Regions from separate parts of the Homo sapiens genome. Here regions 2, 3 and 4 are each linked to region 1. The links are chromatin contacts, found by Hi-C or POLR2A ChIA-PET in ENCODE. All regions are on one chromosome and are shown on one strand. Each heading gives the region's core, a stretch centred on a gene start or an enhancer-like site at or near the end of the contact. The rest is flanking DNA. Distances are from core to core; before and after follow the strand shown.

Region 1 (3,446 bases), core at 358-2,857:
CTTCCAGAAGGCTTACAGCACCCTCATGATGTGGCCCTCTGCCTACCTTTCCCACCTGATATGCCCTCCACCCCACCATCCCAGGCTCTGGTCTTTTAGTTCCTTGAGTGTGCGGAAGCTGCCTCCTCCTCTCTCTGGCTCCTTTTCCTTCAGAATTCAGCTTAAATGTCACCTCAGGAAGGTCTTAACCCCCTGCTCCATATAAAATAGATGGTCCCATTATTTCCTACCACTATGTCAACCTGTAATTTATATATTAGTGGGTTTAGTCCAAGATGTTACTCTAAACTGCACCATTTTGTAAGCTCCCTGCTATTCTGCAGACCTTGGTCAAAGTGAAACATTTCACAGGGGTTTGGGCTGTGAGAAACATCCTGCCTAACCACCCGACCACAAGGCAGACAAAGGCCCAACTAAAGAAACATCCCTCTCATATCTTCCTGGGCAAAGGTCCAAGGGACACCATGATGACATCCCACTGGAACAAGGGCCAAACCGCCTCATCATGAGAACATCTTTATATCAATATCCTGCTAGGCAGCAACCCATACTGCCCAGACCCCTACCGCCCATACCTATAAATTGCCCAGTCTGTAAGCAGTGGTGGGCACTGGCATTAGGCTGGTTCCCCACTTCTGTAGGTTATTATGCTGGACATAAAGCCTGCGTTTGCTGTCGAGCCGCCCTCTTTCTGTGTGTGTGTGTGTGTGTGTGTGTGTCTTTCTTTAACCCTTGCCTTCTTTTCAAAACCTAACACGAGTAGACAAACGTTCTTTCTGAAGAGCCAGATTGTAAATATTATTGTAGGCTTTGCAGGCTATAGCTCTTCTGCCCTTGTAGTAGGAAAGCAGCCACAGTCATACTTAAAGGAATGAGCGTGGCTGTGTCCCCATAAAGCTTTCTTTACGGACACTGAAATTTTAATTTCACATAATTTTCATGTGCTAAGAAAATATACATATATATTTTGTGAGATGGTGTGTCGCTCTCGTCACCCTGGCTGGAGTGCAACGGCGCGATCTCTGCTCACTGCAACCTCCGCTACCTGGGTTCAAGCGATTCTCCAGCCTCAGCCTCCTGAGTAGCTGCGATTACAGGCGCCCGCTACCACGCCTGGCTAATTTTTGCATTTTTAGTAGAGACGGGGTTTCACCATGTTGGCCAGGCTGCTCTCGAACTCCTGACCTCAGGTGATCCGCCCGCCTCAGCCTCCCAAAGTGCTGGGGCTACAGGCATGAGCCACCACGCCCGGCCAAGAAAATATAGTTTTTTTATTTTTTCCAACTATTTCAAAAGGTAAAATTCATTCTTAGCTCCCAGGTTGTCCAAAAACAGACGCGCAGGATGGCCAAGCACCAGAGTTTATCGTTTGCCCATAATAATCGGGTTGATTCGGCCAAGGTTTCCCTCCCCCAACACGGTGCGCACTGGGAAGCGCGAGGACCACGTCCCTTGGTTTACCACTGCGCACCTCACAAGGCGCCCAGTGCATCCGGGTAGCGGGATGCCGGTTGGACCAACGCGAGGGTGGGCGGGGTCTAAGAGCTAAGCGTTGGGGGCGGGGCGGGACAGTGGGGAAGAGGACGGGTCGAGTGCTGGCTTCCGGCGGAAAAGCGCGCGAGCAAGATGGCCACCACCAAGCGCGTCTTGTACGTGGGTGAGCAGGAGGGGTTGCTAGGCGGAGTCTGAGTGAACGCGACCCCCAAGGGTCGGGGCGTGGGGTGGGACGCATCTCTGAACCAGGAGGACGGCGAGCTGCTGTCAAGGCCGGGTCTCTGGCGGTAGTGCTGGCGATAGCTCTGGCTGTGCTTAAACTCCTTCCAAGGTTTCCCACTGTCCTCAGGAAAAAGTGCAGACTTCTTAGCAGTACGCACTTCTCCAGCTTCTTTGCTTTGCTTCCCGATTCGCTGGGTCTCCCGAAAAATGACCCACTTGCCCCCAAGGTTCAGGTTATTTCACACCTTTGGGCCTCTGCTTTTGCGACTCCCTTGCAGTGAACAGCCTTGCCACACACCTCAGGTGCGTGAACCCGAGACGGAATGATTATTCTGACTTCCTAGCCCGCTGAGCTCCAGCGGGCCCCGAGGAGCGGTAAAGGAGTATTATGGCCCTTCGGATCCTCTCGTTCATTTGTTTTACAAACATTCAGTGCAGCGACGGCTCAGCCCCAGCCCCTGCCATAAAGGAAGGAGTTCCCAGACTAGCCAGAAAAAAAGTGGAATTACCTCAGTAGCACACTTTTGATAAGCGCTGTAGTGAGGATGGATCATGATAATATGGGCCTGGCTGCGGGACAAATGACCCATCCATCTGGAGAAGCGAGGGCAAATTCTGGATGCGGCGATGCCAGAGCTGATGAGCAGGAGTTAGCTACGTAACCGAAGCAGAGGCAAGGCCGTTCACTGCAAGGGAGTCGCAAAGGTGTGAAATAGCCTGACACTTGGGGGCAAGTGGGTCATTATTCGGGAGACCCAGGAAATTAGGAAGCAAAGCAAAAAAGCTGGAGAGGTGGGTACTGCTAAGGAGTTTGCACTTTATCCTGAGGACAGTGGGAAGCCTTTGAAGGAGTGTAAGCGAAAAGTTACGGGTTCAAATTTGCATTTTCCTAAGATCATTCTAGTTGGCTTTGTGGAGTTGATGGAATGGAGGCAGGGAGGTCAGTTGTGAAGCTATTGCAGTAATCCCAGGACTAGATGAGAGTCTGAAAGAAGGGCGAAGAGAGGAATATTTTTCATAAGTATGGGTGGGCAGAGATGAGAGGGGGATGTTTGTTTACCCAAAGAACTGAATGGAAGGGTCCTGTCCCCTGGCTAGCATGCTAACTGGGCTGCAAGGACTTCTGCAAGAGTATGGAGATCAGTGGCTCAGAAGGCCCTTGGCTTATTTGCAGGTGGACTGGCAGAGGAAGTGGACGACAAAGTTCTTCATGCTGCGTTCATTCCTTTTGGAGACATCACAGATATTCAGATTCCTCTGGATTATGAAACAGGTGAGTTAGTGTCTCTCACGTTCAGAATCCTCTTACTAGGAAAATACCTTAAAAAATTAAAGTCACATCACAATTCTAAATATGCATTCTAAATATGGTTAGTATACACTACAGGTAAGTTCAGGAAGGTGTCTGGTGACAGTGATCTCGATGGAGAAGGAATGTTCTGAGGCCATGTGGTTGTGAACTCTGAATACTTTCCAGAGTCTTCAGCTGTTGGGTTGAGATAAGACAGATTTTTCAATAGACCAGTAGGGAGATAGGTTTGAACTACATTGAGATTTGAATGTTGTTTTAATCTACCTGATGGGTACCCCATCCCACCTGCACCTTCTTGCAGCTGTGCTATTAAATGAGGCAGCGGGAAAGCCTAGCCCCATAATGGGGGTGGGTGAGGGCGGGGGTTCTTGGCCTCTGCACCCCTGGGTGGGTTTCCCATCGATTGGTATCACAACCA
Region 2 (3,446 bases), core at 249-2,748, 710 kb before region 1:
CTGCACTCCAGCGGGGCAATGGGAGTGAGAATCTGTCTCAAAAGTAATAATTATATATATATATATTTATATATATATATATATATATATATATATATATATATATATATATGTTCTAGTATTTTCCTCCCATACCTCCAATGTATAATATCTCATGCACCCTGTGGTCCACCCCCCAAAGACATACACACAACACTTTAGAGTCTCTGATGTAGTCAAAGGGAGTCATTGGAGGTTCTGGAACAGATGACAGGCATGGTAGCAGTTGATTCACAAACTGAAAGCTGAGACATCAAAGAACTGCGACTGCCTTGGAATGTTTCCCATGTGCTAGCCACCGCCTCAGTGCTTTATACATAAATCAGTTAATCCCTATAGCAAGCCTCCATTGTGAATACCATAATTATCTTAACAGACGAGGAGACTGAGGCACAATGAAGTTAAGAAACTTTCCTAGAGTCACACGAAATTGGTGGGGGCCTACTTTTTTTTTTTTTTTTTTTTTTTTTTTTTTTTTTTTTTGAGACTGAATCTAGCTCTGTCGCCAGGCTGGAGTCCAGTGGCGCGATCTCACCTCACTGCAACCTCCGCCTCCCGGATTCAAGCGATTCTCCTGCCTCGGCCTCCCCCCACTAGCTGGGATTACAGGCACTCGCTGCCACACCCAGCTAATTTTTGTATTTTTAGTAGAGACAGGGTTTCACCATATTGGCCAGGATGGTCTCGATCTCCTGAGCTTGTGATCCGCCCACCTCGGCCTCCCATAGTGCTGGGATTACAGGCCTGAGCCACTGCGCCCGGCTGGGGGCCTACATTTGACCCCACGTGGTGGTTTGGGCTCATAGTCCATGTGCTTAACCACTAGTGGGTAGGCAGGGAGCCAGTGTTCTTTCTCTCCTGTGACTTTGGTGAAGTCTCTCACCACTCAGTGTTGTCGTGAGCATGCTAGGCAGAGTGCAAGAAAGGAGCAAGAACTCACTAATGGCTAGGCCTTCCCTGTGTCTCTGTAATTGATGGGTTTGGGTTTTTTTTCCTTTCTCTCTCTCTACCTCCTCTCTCTCTTCTTCATCCTCTCTCTCTCACTCTCCCCCTGAGATAAGGTCTTGCTCTGTTGCCAGGGCTGGAATGCAATGGAATGGTGTGATCATGGCTCACTACAGCCTCAATCTCCTGGGCTCAAGGGATCCTCCCACCTCAACCTCCTGAGTAGCTGGAACCACAGGCATGCACCACCTCGCCCGGCTAATTTTTTATTTTTTGTAGAGAGGGGAGTTTCGCCATGTTGCCCAGGCTGTTTTCGAACTCCTGGGCTGAAGTGATCTTCCTCCCTCAGCCTTCCAAGGTGCTGGGATTGCAGACGTCAGCCACCGTACCAGGCCAACGGGCTCGGTTTCTATGGTTTTGTGGGGAGACGGCTGAGGGAAGGTCGGCTTCCGGCGTCGCGCTGCAAACGTCTCGCTGAGGTCATCCTTTACGGCAGGCGTCCGCGTCGCTAGCTAGTCGTTCTGAAGCGGCGGCCAGAGAAGAGTCAAGGGCACGAGCATCGGGTAGGTAGGGGCTGCTTATGTCCGCGCGGCAGCTTAGCTTAAGGACCTTCCTTCCGAGGTCTCTTTAACAGATTTCCTCTTGGCTTGCTGTGTGTCCCCTTCTCCCAGACCTGAACTCAGGGCGTGTTCCCTGCCCTCCCAGGCCGCTTCACCTCCACAGCTAATGGCACCGAAGCCTGGAGATTGCCGCTCTCTCCACTTTCCACATTTGTTTAGGTTTTTGCCGGACTAATGTTTTGGCTTTCTGTTTCTTAACCTAAAGTCTACGATCCTTATCCCAGCTTTCCAGGCTCTGCGTGATTTCGGCCCCGCCGGCCTCCTGAGCTCATTTCATTCTTTTCACCGTCATGCACGCTGCGCTCCATTGTCCCCCAAACATAGCCAGCACTTCCGGCTGTAACTCCGGGCTGTTGCCCAACTGGAACACTCTGCCCACTGATCTTCACTTGGCGAACTCGCAAGCCATGTTAAAGGCATTTTCAAGTCTCCGGGCAGAGTTCGTGCTTCCTCCTTCGAGCTCTTACCCACTCGTGTTCCTTGCAGTGTATTCGCAATTCCGAGTGTGTGTCTCTGGTGCTTACGTTGGAGCTGCTTTCCCCCGCATCTGAGTGCCTGGAACGTAACTACTCAGTAAATGATGACTGAGGGATGGGAAGGAACTTAAGAAGTTAAATTCACCTTTTTGTTGAGATGGAGTTTCGCTCTTGTTGCCCAGGCTGGAGTGCAGAGTGGCGCGATCTCGGCTCACTGCAGCCTCTGCCTCCCGGATTCAAGCGATTCTCCTCCCTGAGACTCCCGAGTAGCTGGGATTACAGGCATGCGCCCCCACGCCCGGCTAATTTTGTATTTTTTTAGTAGAGAGAGGGTTTCGCCATGTTGGTCAGGCTGGTCTTGAACTCGCGGCCTCAGGTGATCCGCCCGCCTCGGCCTCCCAAGGTGCTGGAATTACAGGCGTGAGCCACTGCGCCCAACTAAATTCACCTTTAAATCTACCATGAGTACACATTTATATTGATATTTGTGGGTGTGCGCGCGCTTCCTTTCAGTCATTTTAGGCAGTCAGGGTTTGTTTTTGTGTGTGTGTTTTTACATTTAACATTATTATGTATTTGCATGTAAATTTTTTTCCCTACTGTCTGTAATAGTCTACAAAGTAAGTCTTAACCCATTTCTTTCGCTCTGGTTTTTTTTTTTTTTTGAGACAGGATCTCGCTTTGTTGCCCAGGATGGAGTGCAGTGGCCAGGTCATAGCTCACTGAAGCCTTGAACTCCTGGCCTCAGTCTCCTGCCTCAGCCTTAGGAGTAGCTGGGACTACAGGCGCACATACCACCACAAGTGCCTTTTTTTTTTTTTTTTTTTTTTTTTGAGACAGAGAACCTGACCAAAGGATCCAAATTCTTTTTTTCTTCTTCTTCTTTTTTTTTTTTTTTTTTTTTTGAGACAGAGTCTCGCTCTGTCGCCCAGGCTGGAGTACAATGGCGGATCTTGGCTTATTGCAACCTCTGTCTCCCCAGTTCAAGCAGTTCTCCTGTCTCAGCCTCCCGAATAGTTGGGATTACAGGCATGTGCCAACACGCCCAGCTAATTTTTTTGTATTTTTAGTAGAGACGGGATTTCACCATATTGGCCAGGCTGGTCTTGAACTCCTGACCTCAGGTAATCCACCCGCCTTGGCCTCCCAAAGTTCTGGGATTACAGGCATGAGCCACCGCGCCTGGCCCACAAGTGGCTGATTTAAAAAAAAAATTTAGGCCAGGTGCAGTGGCTCACACCTGTAATCCCAGCACTTTGGGAGGCCAAGGCGGGCGGATCACCTGAGGTCAGGAGTTCAAGACCAGCCTCGCCAACATGCTGAAACCCCATCTCTACTAAAAATACAAAAATTAGCTGGGCGTGGT
Region 3 (3,446 bases), core at 947-3,446, 630 kb after region 1:
TACACAGAAATCCAGGCTAATAGAGCAACCAACATCTTCAGCATCAATAGTTGCCATGCCAGAGGGAAAGAGAAGCACAAGAGGCTCAAAGCAACAAATAAATGCTTCAGAGACAAAGTAATCCATCCTTTCTGCTCAAACTCATTGGTCTTTCCCAATCACTTGAAGGCCAGGAAATAAAATCCTACCATGTGCTCAGAAGGCAAAACGCCAGAAATATTTAGTGAAGAGCGCTAATTGTCTATCATTCACTATCTACCAAGGGCTGTTCTAATTATATTACAGGCATTATCTCAGCTAAGCCTCATAATAATCTTGTGAAATAGGTACTATTAATGTTATCATCATTCCCATTCTATAGATGAAATAACTGAGGCACCAAGAGGCTAAGTAACCTGCTCAAAGTCACACAGATAATAGGTGGTAAAAGCTGAAGATTTAAACTTAAGCATTCTTGCCCCAGAGTCTGTGTGCTTAACCACAAAGCCATGAGATCTCTCACTAGGTGGGAACAATTTGAGAAACACTGCCATAGGCAATGGAGAGCCACTAAAGGATTTTTTAAGCAGGAAGTGTGAGTCCATCAGAATTGGCATTTAAAAGCTCCCTCTAGAGAGCACGGTGAAGGATTAATTTAACCAGATTTAGACTAAGGCAGGAAGGCTATTTGCAGAGTGAGGAGATGAAGATGGGGAGGGCTTGAACTAAGGTACAATCACCACTCACCGCAATTAACTGGGTTTTGTTGTTGTTGTTGTTGTTTGAGACAGGGTAACGGGGTACATTGGGGGTTGGAGGGGTGGTTCTTACTGTGTTGCCCAGGCTGGATTCCAACTCCTGGGCTCAAGTGATGCTCTGGCTCTGGCATCCTGAGTAGCTAGGACTACAGGTATGTGCCACCACACCCAGTAACTAGTTAATCTTGACTGTCTATTTCAACTGAAAAATGGTTATGGTAATACCTACTTGGATGGGTTTTCTGAGGAAAAACACCCCAATGAACTTGTGTGTTTTTAAAAGTCAAGTCCCCTAGGCATGGCTAGAAGGGAAGAGGCTTAGCCAGAAAATTTAATTGTTGTGATTAATAAAGTAATAGAAATGTTTAGTTTTCCTCTGATGAGATGAAAGCTTTGAGGGGATCCTGGTCTTGGGAGAAAGTAAAGAAATGGAGGAGAGGGTTTCACCAGAGTTTAGATAACTCTTAGCATCTGCTTACTATCTTCCCTGATTAATTATTTCCATGGCAGCCAGAGTGACCTTTTAAAACCACAAATCGGATCATGCTGTTTCCCTCTCCCCTAGTACAGTGCCTGATACTTAGAAATTTCTCAGTAACATCGTGCTCAGTGAATGAATGAATGAATGAGTGAATGAAAACACAAGCCAGATGGCAGGTGGATCCCTAAGGAAAAGGACAGCCAATGAGAAATTATCTGTAGCAACGGTGGCTTTGGATGATGATGTTTAATAATCATTTTTAAGGAGTTGCCTGTTGTGTGCTATGCTTTAATCACTGTCCCCCACCCTTCCCAAATAACGTTCAGTAAAAGTCTGCCACAAAAAACTCGCTGTTTTGTGAGAATTTAAGAAATGGAAGAAGAAACAAACTGTCTGGGCACCAGGCCAAACAATATCCAAAAAGGCAGGAGTCACAGAGGAGAGCTAATGAGTATTAGTGGGAGCAGGTATTCCAAGTGAGAGGTGACCAGAGTCCTCTGAAAATGTGGGGAGGGGGTGACGTTCCTATATCCTGGGTTAGGGGCTTGGACTCTTATATTTGGCTGTTGGAAAAAACAAGCTGGAGGACTTTGGGGTATCAACAACCCTCAGGTTACATAAGGATGATCATAGGGTCGTTGTGAGGATTATGTTGGGATAGTTCATGCAAAGCGCTTAACACAGTGCCTAGCGCATAGTAAGAGCTCAGTAAATGTTAGTTGTTGTCTTCCTTCACTTTCTTCCATTCCCTCCACTCCCTTTCTACCAGGCTCCATTCATTCTCTTCCAAGGACACGCAGGGGGCGTGCCCACCCCTTCCCTCCGCCCCCACCCAAGGCCCGCCCCCCGCTTCTCCACGGATTGGTTCCCGAGAGGCGGAGCTGAAGGAAGAGCCCAGTGCGGCGCGGTGGGGGCGGGGCGCATGCGCGAGCTGGGCAGGGTGGAGGTGGGGAGGAAGAGCTGCCGGAAGTAGGCGGTGGAGGTGGTAGCGGAGCTGACGGCAGCTGCCAGGGAAACCGAGGCGCGGGACGCAAGGCCAGCAGACAGGCCGGCCAGAGGGTCATCTGCGTCCGGCACCCAGGAGGCTCGTGGTCCGCCTTTGCCTGGGCTGAGGGTCTCTGGCCCCGCAGCCTCTCTTGGAGGCGGGCCTGTCCCTAAGCCCGCCAAGGGGCGCCGCGCCGAGGGGCTGCGGAGTGGGGGACGGACGCCCCCGACCCGGGAAGGGGCGTCCGGCGGGGCCGGAGGAGAGGGCTCTCCCCGCTCAGGAGGTGCCCCTGGGCGGGGGACCGGGAGTCCTCAACCCCGGACTGAGGCAGGGGTCTCTGGGGGCGAGGAGGGCGCGTCGCCCTCTGCCCCCGCCGGCACCCTGGCCATGACAGGCAAGTCGGTGAAGGACGTGGATCGGTACCAGGCTGTCCTGGCCAACCTGCTGCTGGAGGAGGATAACAAGTTTTGTGCAGATTGCCAGTCTAAAGGTAGCGCATCCCACCTGGCGGGCCAGGGGTCCAGCCGCGCCGGGGTGGTGGGGGTGGGCTGCGTGAAGAGGCGGTTTCTGAAGCTTAGGCCGCCCAACTCGGCTTATAAGTGGTAACGCGTGCTGCGCTTGCAGTGAGCCTACTGGGCTTTCTGCAGCTGGGGGATTGGTATGGGTAGAGCTTGCGAGGGCGAGTCTGTGTGTGTCGGGGAGGGTGGAGGTGATGGTGCGGGTGGAAGTTGCCTGGCGTGTTCAGGTGAGAATGTCTGTATTTGAGGGCTCTGAATGAGTTCTGGGCCGGCTGTCCAGAGAGAGCTCCCAGCATGTCACTTGCAAAGCTGGGGATGAACTGCATTGCGTGCGTGCGTGCGTGCGTGTGTGTGTGTGTGTGTGTGTGTGTGTGAGAGAGAGAGAGAGAGAATGACGAGGAGGAGGAGGAGGGAAGTGAGATGGCGGAAAGGAAAACTGCTTAAATGATTTTTAAAGGTGGTGATTTTTGCTTCCTGCTATTTGGTTAGCAACTCCTGTCATTTTGCAGCCTTGCTAAGATCTGACAAGAGTGCTTAGGTGACTTTATTCTTCTGGATGTGTGCAGTGGGAAACTGCCTTATGCAGTGACACAGTGCGGATTTCTAGGCAGTGTAGCCCTGGCTTGTAGAGTGCGTTGGAGGCCTATGTATGAGTGGTGGCAGAAACTAGCCGATTATGCCTGTAGTGCAGGATCCGTTTAATCAGTGGAGAGAGAAAGATGAAT
Region 4 (3,446 bases), core at 694-3,193, 520 kb after region 1:
ATGTAAATTCTTGCAAATTGTAAATACTGACATTTTAAGATAAAACTGTTAAATCACTCTTTATAATGTATCCAAGAGAATCTACATAACAACTGAATAACCACCATTATGCATTAAAACATACACTAATGAGCTCTTCAACATTGTTCTTTTATTATCTCTAACATATTTAGATTGTACTCTAACAAAAAATGTTATTCAAATATAGTACTTTGATGTTTGAACAACCTTTTCTTGATCACTTCTTCGCAATAAAAATATGACATATGTAGTAAACCTTAAAAAATTTCGTGTAACTTTATGGCTCTACGCTGGAATTCTTCTGAAGTGAGTAATCATCACAATCATCTTTAGTATATAATGGATCAAAATGACACGATTGCAAATATTGATAACACACAGTTATAAAAGGTGAAATTCTATTGGGAACACATCTCTTAGTGAGATAGATGGGGCTGACCCACCAATTAATTCATTTATCTGGATGAATAGTTCCTACTGGTAGATTAACAGGGTTCATTTTCAATTCTGTTGTTTTCACAGATACAAGTGCTGAGAAATGGTTTTACATAAATAGGTGAGAATGCTAGTAGTTTTGTTGTAAGCATGTCAATCAATCGTTTGGTTTCTTTCCGAGTTGCATGCCAAAAACCAAATAGTGTTCCTTCATCAGCTGACAATTCATGGGCCACCATTAATTTTGTTGAAAGCAAAGAACTGGAAACCATCTGACTTGAAAAGAATTTGTTATCCTGTTATTAGAGTCATTCACTTTCTCTAGTGACTTTTAATTATACTAATTACTCTCAGAGGCATTTAGGCAGGGTTGAGAAATTCAAGATATTAATTTCAACACATCTTTAGCATCACAATATCACAGTAATTTAAATATATTTTAGTTGTAGCTATTTAGCTCACTTTATTGTAAATAATAATTATGCTAATTAGCAACGATAGTATGTTTAACCAATTAATCATCAGATTAACTTTCGGTCAGAATAATGGACTTCAATTTTTAAGTCAAAGCAATGTACAGGCGTCCCAGTCACCATATTTCACTTCTGAATTCCAAGAGAGAAATGGCGTTGCGCCTTACTGACGCAAATATGTACCTAGATAAAGTAAGACGCTTTCATTTCAGGTATGTCTAACCCACGCTATCCTTGCTTTGTTCCAGGGCACTCTCGCAGGGAAAACGCCGCCTCTGACTACACTTGGGGTGGTTAAGACGAGATCTTCAAATGAAAATTCTCAACGCTACCGTCCACTCTCTCATACGCTTGAATTCCGAACACCCCAATACTGGCCAAAAGACTCCATTTCTCATGCTTGGTCTTGCTTTTGAGGTAGCTCTAACTCAGAGGCACGATTTTTAGAGCCTGGGAAGTCGGCTGCTGTTCAGTCCTTCCTAGCCTCCTCAGGCGGGAGCCGCGGCCCACTCAGTCAGTTGCGGCCCACTCAGTCAGTTCCGGCCCCAGCCCCGACTACCTGTCGCCTTGTTGGGGGAAGGAAGGCAGATACCGCAGCCCAGTCAGGGTAAGCCGCTGACCCAGAGGATGGAACTGCGGCTCTGGAGATTAGAAAGAGGAGGACTTCGCCGCGTTCACTAGCCCAGGAGGAAAGCCAGAACCCTAGGCCGGAACCCAGCGTCAAGACGTGGGGGAAGAATGTTGATGCAACACAGCTCAGCCGGGCCCGGAACTCGGCGTTTGGGTCCCCGCCCTCTTTGGGCCGGAAGTGAGGAAGGTGGGGCTGGGGCTTTTCCTGTAGAAACTAGGAGGGACTAGGGAGAGTCTGCAAGGGGAAGAGTGTGTCTGTGACACTGCCAGCAGCGCGCAGAGGGAGGGATGGGGGCGGGTATCGGCGTAGGGGCCCTCGGAAAGAACGGATATTGCTGTGACACCGCGGGGACGCTCTGAAGGGACGAGTGTCGGTGTGGCACCGGTGCACGCTGAAGGAGCCGGCGGAACCGGGTGGCCATGGGGATGTGGGCATCGCTGGACGCTTTGTGGGAGATGCCGGCCGAGAAGCGTATCTTCGGGGCCGTGCTGCTCTTTTCCTGGACAGTGTATCTTTGGGAGACCTTCCTAGCACAGCGGCAGGTGAGCCTAGACAGGGTCCAACCTGACCCCCATACCCGGCCAGCCCTGGAGTAGCCTTGGCTTCGACCCTGAGACTCTTGATTGCTTCGGTCCCCGCGCCAGTCTCGTCTTTGTGGTCCCTGCTGAGTCTCGTAACTTGGCCCGATGGCGGACTGTGGCTTTGAGGAGGGTCTTGGTGCGTCAAGGAAGTTTTCTGTAACGTTATCATGGGACCCAATCCCTTTAGGGCCTGGAGGAAGGCTTGGGCTCTTGTGCCCTCCCTGCAGCTTCCTTGGGATCCTTGGGCCCAGACTTGGCCTCCTTTATCTTTGGAATAAGCCTTTAAAAGGATTTAGACACCCAACTTCCTCATGACATTTATGTAATCATGCCTAACCATAGGATTTTGCAGTCCTTCCAAGAACTTGCACTCTTGTTTCTCCTTAAAGTGCATATATTGTTTCTGCTTGAAAAAACAAACAAACAAACAAAAAACTTATCGGGCCCGGCGTGGTGTCTCATGCCTGTAATCCCAGCACTTTGGGAGGCCGAGGCGGGCGGATCACCTGGGGTCAGGAGTTCGAGACCAGCCTGACCAACGTGGCGAAAACCCGTCTCTACTAAAAATAGAAAAATTAGCCGGGTGTGGTGGCGCGCACCTGTAGTCCCAGCTACTTGGGAGGCTGAGGCAGGAGAATCATTTGAACCCAGTAGGCGGAGGTTGCAGTGAGCTGAGATTGTGCCACTGCACTCCAGCCTGGGCGACAAGAGTGAAACTCAATCTCAAAATAAATAAATAAATGAAATTAAATGAAATATATTTCTCGTTTTTCATAAAATCAACATTATTTTAGTTTAAATATTAAAATGGTAAAATAAAAAGTGAAAGTTAACAATTTACCTGAGATAACCATGGTTTAGAGATCTGAACTTTTATTTATTTATTTTTAATCTTTATTTATTTATTTAATTTTAGAGTCTAGCTCTGTCACCAGGCTGGAGTACAGTGGCGTTATCTCGGCTCACTGCAAGAAACTAGGAGGGACGAGGGAGAGTCTGCAAGGGGAAGAGTGTGTCTGTGACACTGCCAGCAGCGCGCAGAGGGAGGGATGTTCAAATGATTCTCCTGCCTCAGCATCCCGAGTAGCTAGGATTACAGGCACGTGCCACCACGCCCAGCTAATTTTAGTATTTTTAGTAGAGACGGGGTTTCACCATCTTGGCCAGGATAGAATATTTATTGTATTTAGAGACAGGGGCTCACTCTGCCACCCAGACTGGAGCACAGTAGCATCATCATAGCTCAAGGCAGCCTCGAACTCGTGGGCTCAAACGACCCCTCCACCTCCACCTCAGCCTTCTGAG

What was found. A loop is a pair of places that touch in the nucleus more often than their neighbours do. ChIA-PET counts read pairs that join two places held with the same protein, here RNA polymerase II (POLR2A). Pooled maps may share reads with other maps.
Region 2: a loop to region 1 is called in a pooled map, with 4 times the contacts of the local background. The contact joins the promoter of NDUFS5 here to the promoter of PPIE in region 1. A Hi-C loop is called at or near these places in 6 of 50 pooled maps. POLR2A ChIA-PET finds 5 or more read pairs at or near these places in 3 of 52 experiments (MCF 10A, activated CD4-positive, alpha-beta T cell and naive thymus-derived CD4-positive, alpha-beta T cell).
Region 3: a pooled map shows a loop between it and region 1 (6-fold over the local background). The contact joins the promoter of SMAP2 here to the promoter of PPIE in region 1. A Hi-C loop is called at or near these places in 6 of 50 pooled maps. POLR2A ChIA-PET finds 5 or more read pairs at or near these places in 3 of 52 experiments (RWPE1, activated CD4-positive, alpha-beta T cell and activated T-cell).
Region 4: a loop to region 1 is called in a map of CD4-positive, alpha-beta T cell, with 5 times the contacts of the local background. The contact joins the promoter of ZMPSTE24 here to the promoter of PPIE in region 1. A Hi-C loop is called at or near these places in 2 of 168 maps with a recorded cell type or tissue (CD4-positive, alpha-beta T cell and naive thymus-derived CD4-positive, alpha-beta T cell), 1 of 37 single-sample maps with no recorded cell type and 7 of 50 pooled maps. POLR2A ChIA-PET finds 5 or more read pairs at or near these places in 2 of 52 experiments (OCI-LY7 and endothelial cell of umbilical vein).

What each region holds. Positions count from the first base shown.
Region 1 is chr1:39,737,275-39,740,720 of GRCh38, forward strand. PPIE (peptidylprolyl isomerase E) reads left to right here and starts at 1,608. Exons shown (of 10, transcript NM_006112.4): 1 at 1,608-1,657; 2 at 2,891-2,989. The coding sequence starts at 1,627. RefSeq lists an enhancer at 1,656-1,865.
Region 2 is chr1:39,024,852-39,028,297 of GRCh38, forward strand. It overlaps NDUFS5 (NADH:ubiquinone oxidoreductase subunit S5), which reads left to right and starts at 1,499. Exons shown (of 3, transcript NM_004552.3): 1 at 1,499-1,551. RefSeq lists enhancers at 1,331-1,580, 1,440-2,026, 2,027-2,612 and a silencer at 3,383-3,446.
Region 3 is chr1:40,371,531-40,374,976 of GRCh38, forward strand. SMAP2 (small ArfGAP2) reads left to right here and starts at 2,197. Exons shown (of 10, transcript NM_022733.3): 1 at 2,197-2,693. The coding sequence starts at 2,591. RefSeq lists silencers at 1,940-2,259, 2,330-2,469 and an enhancer at 2,455-2,954.
Region 4 is chr1:40,256,293-40,259,738 of GRCh38, forward strand. It overlaps ZMPSTE24 (zinc metallopeptidase STE24), which reads left to right and starts at 1,944. Exons shown (of 10, transcript NM_005857.5): 1 at 1,944-2,102. The coding sequence starts at 1,980. RefSeq lists enhancers at 1,175-1,304, 1,535-1,804, 1,885-2,164, 2,255-2,354.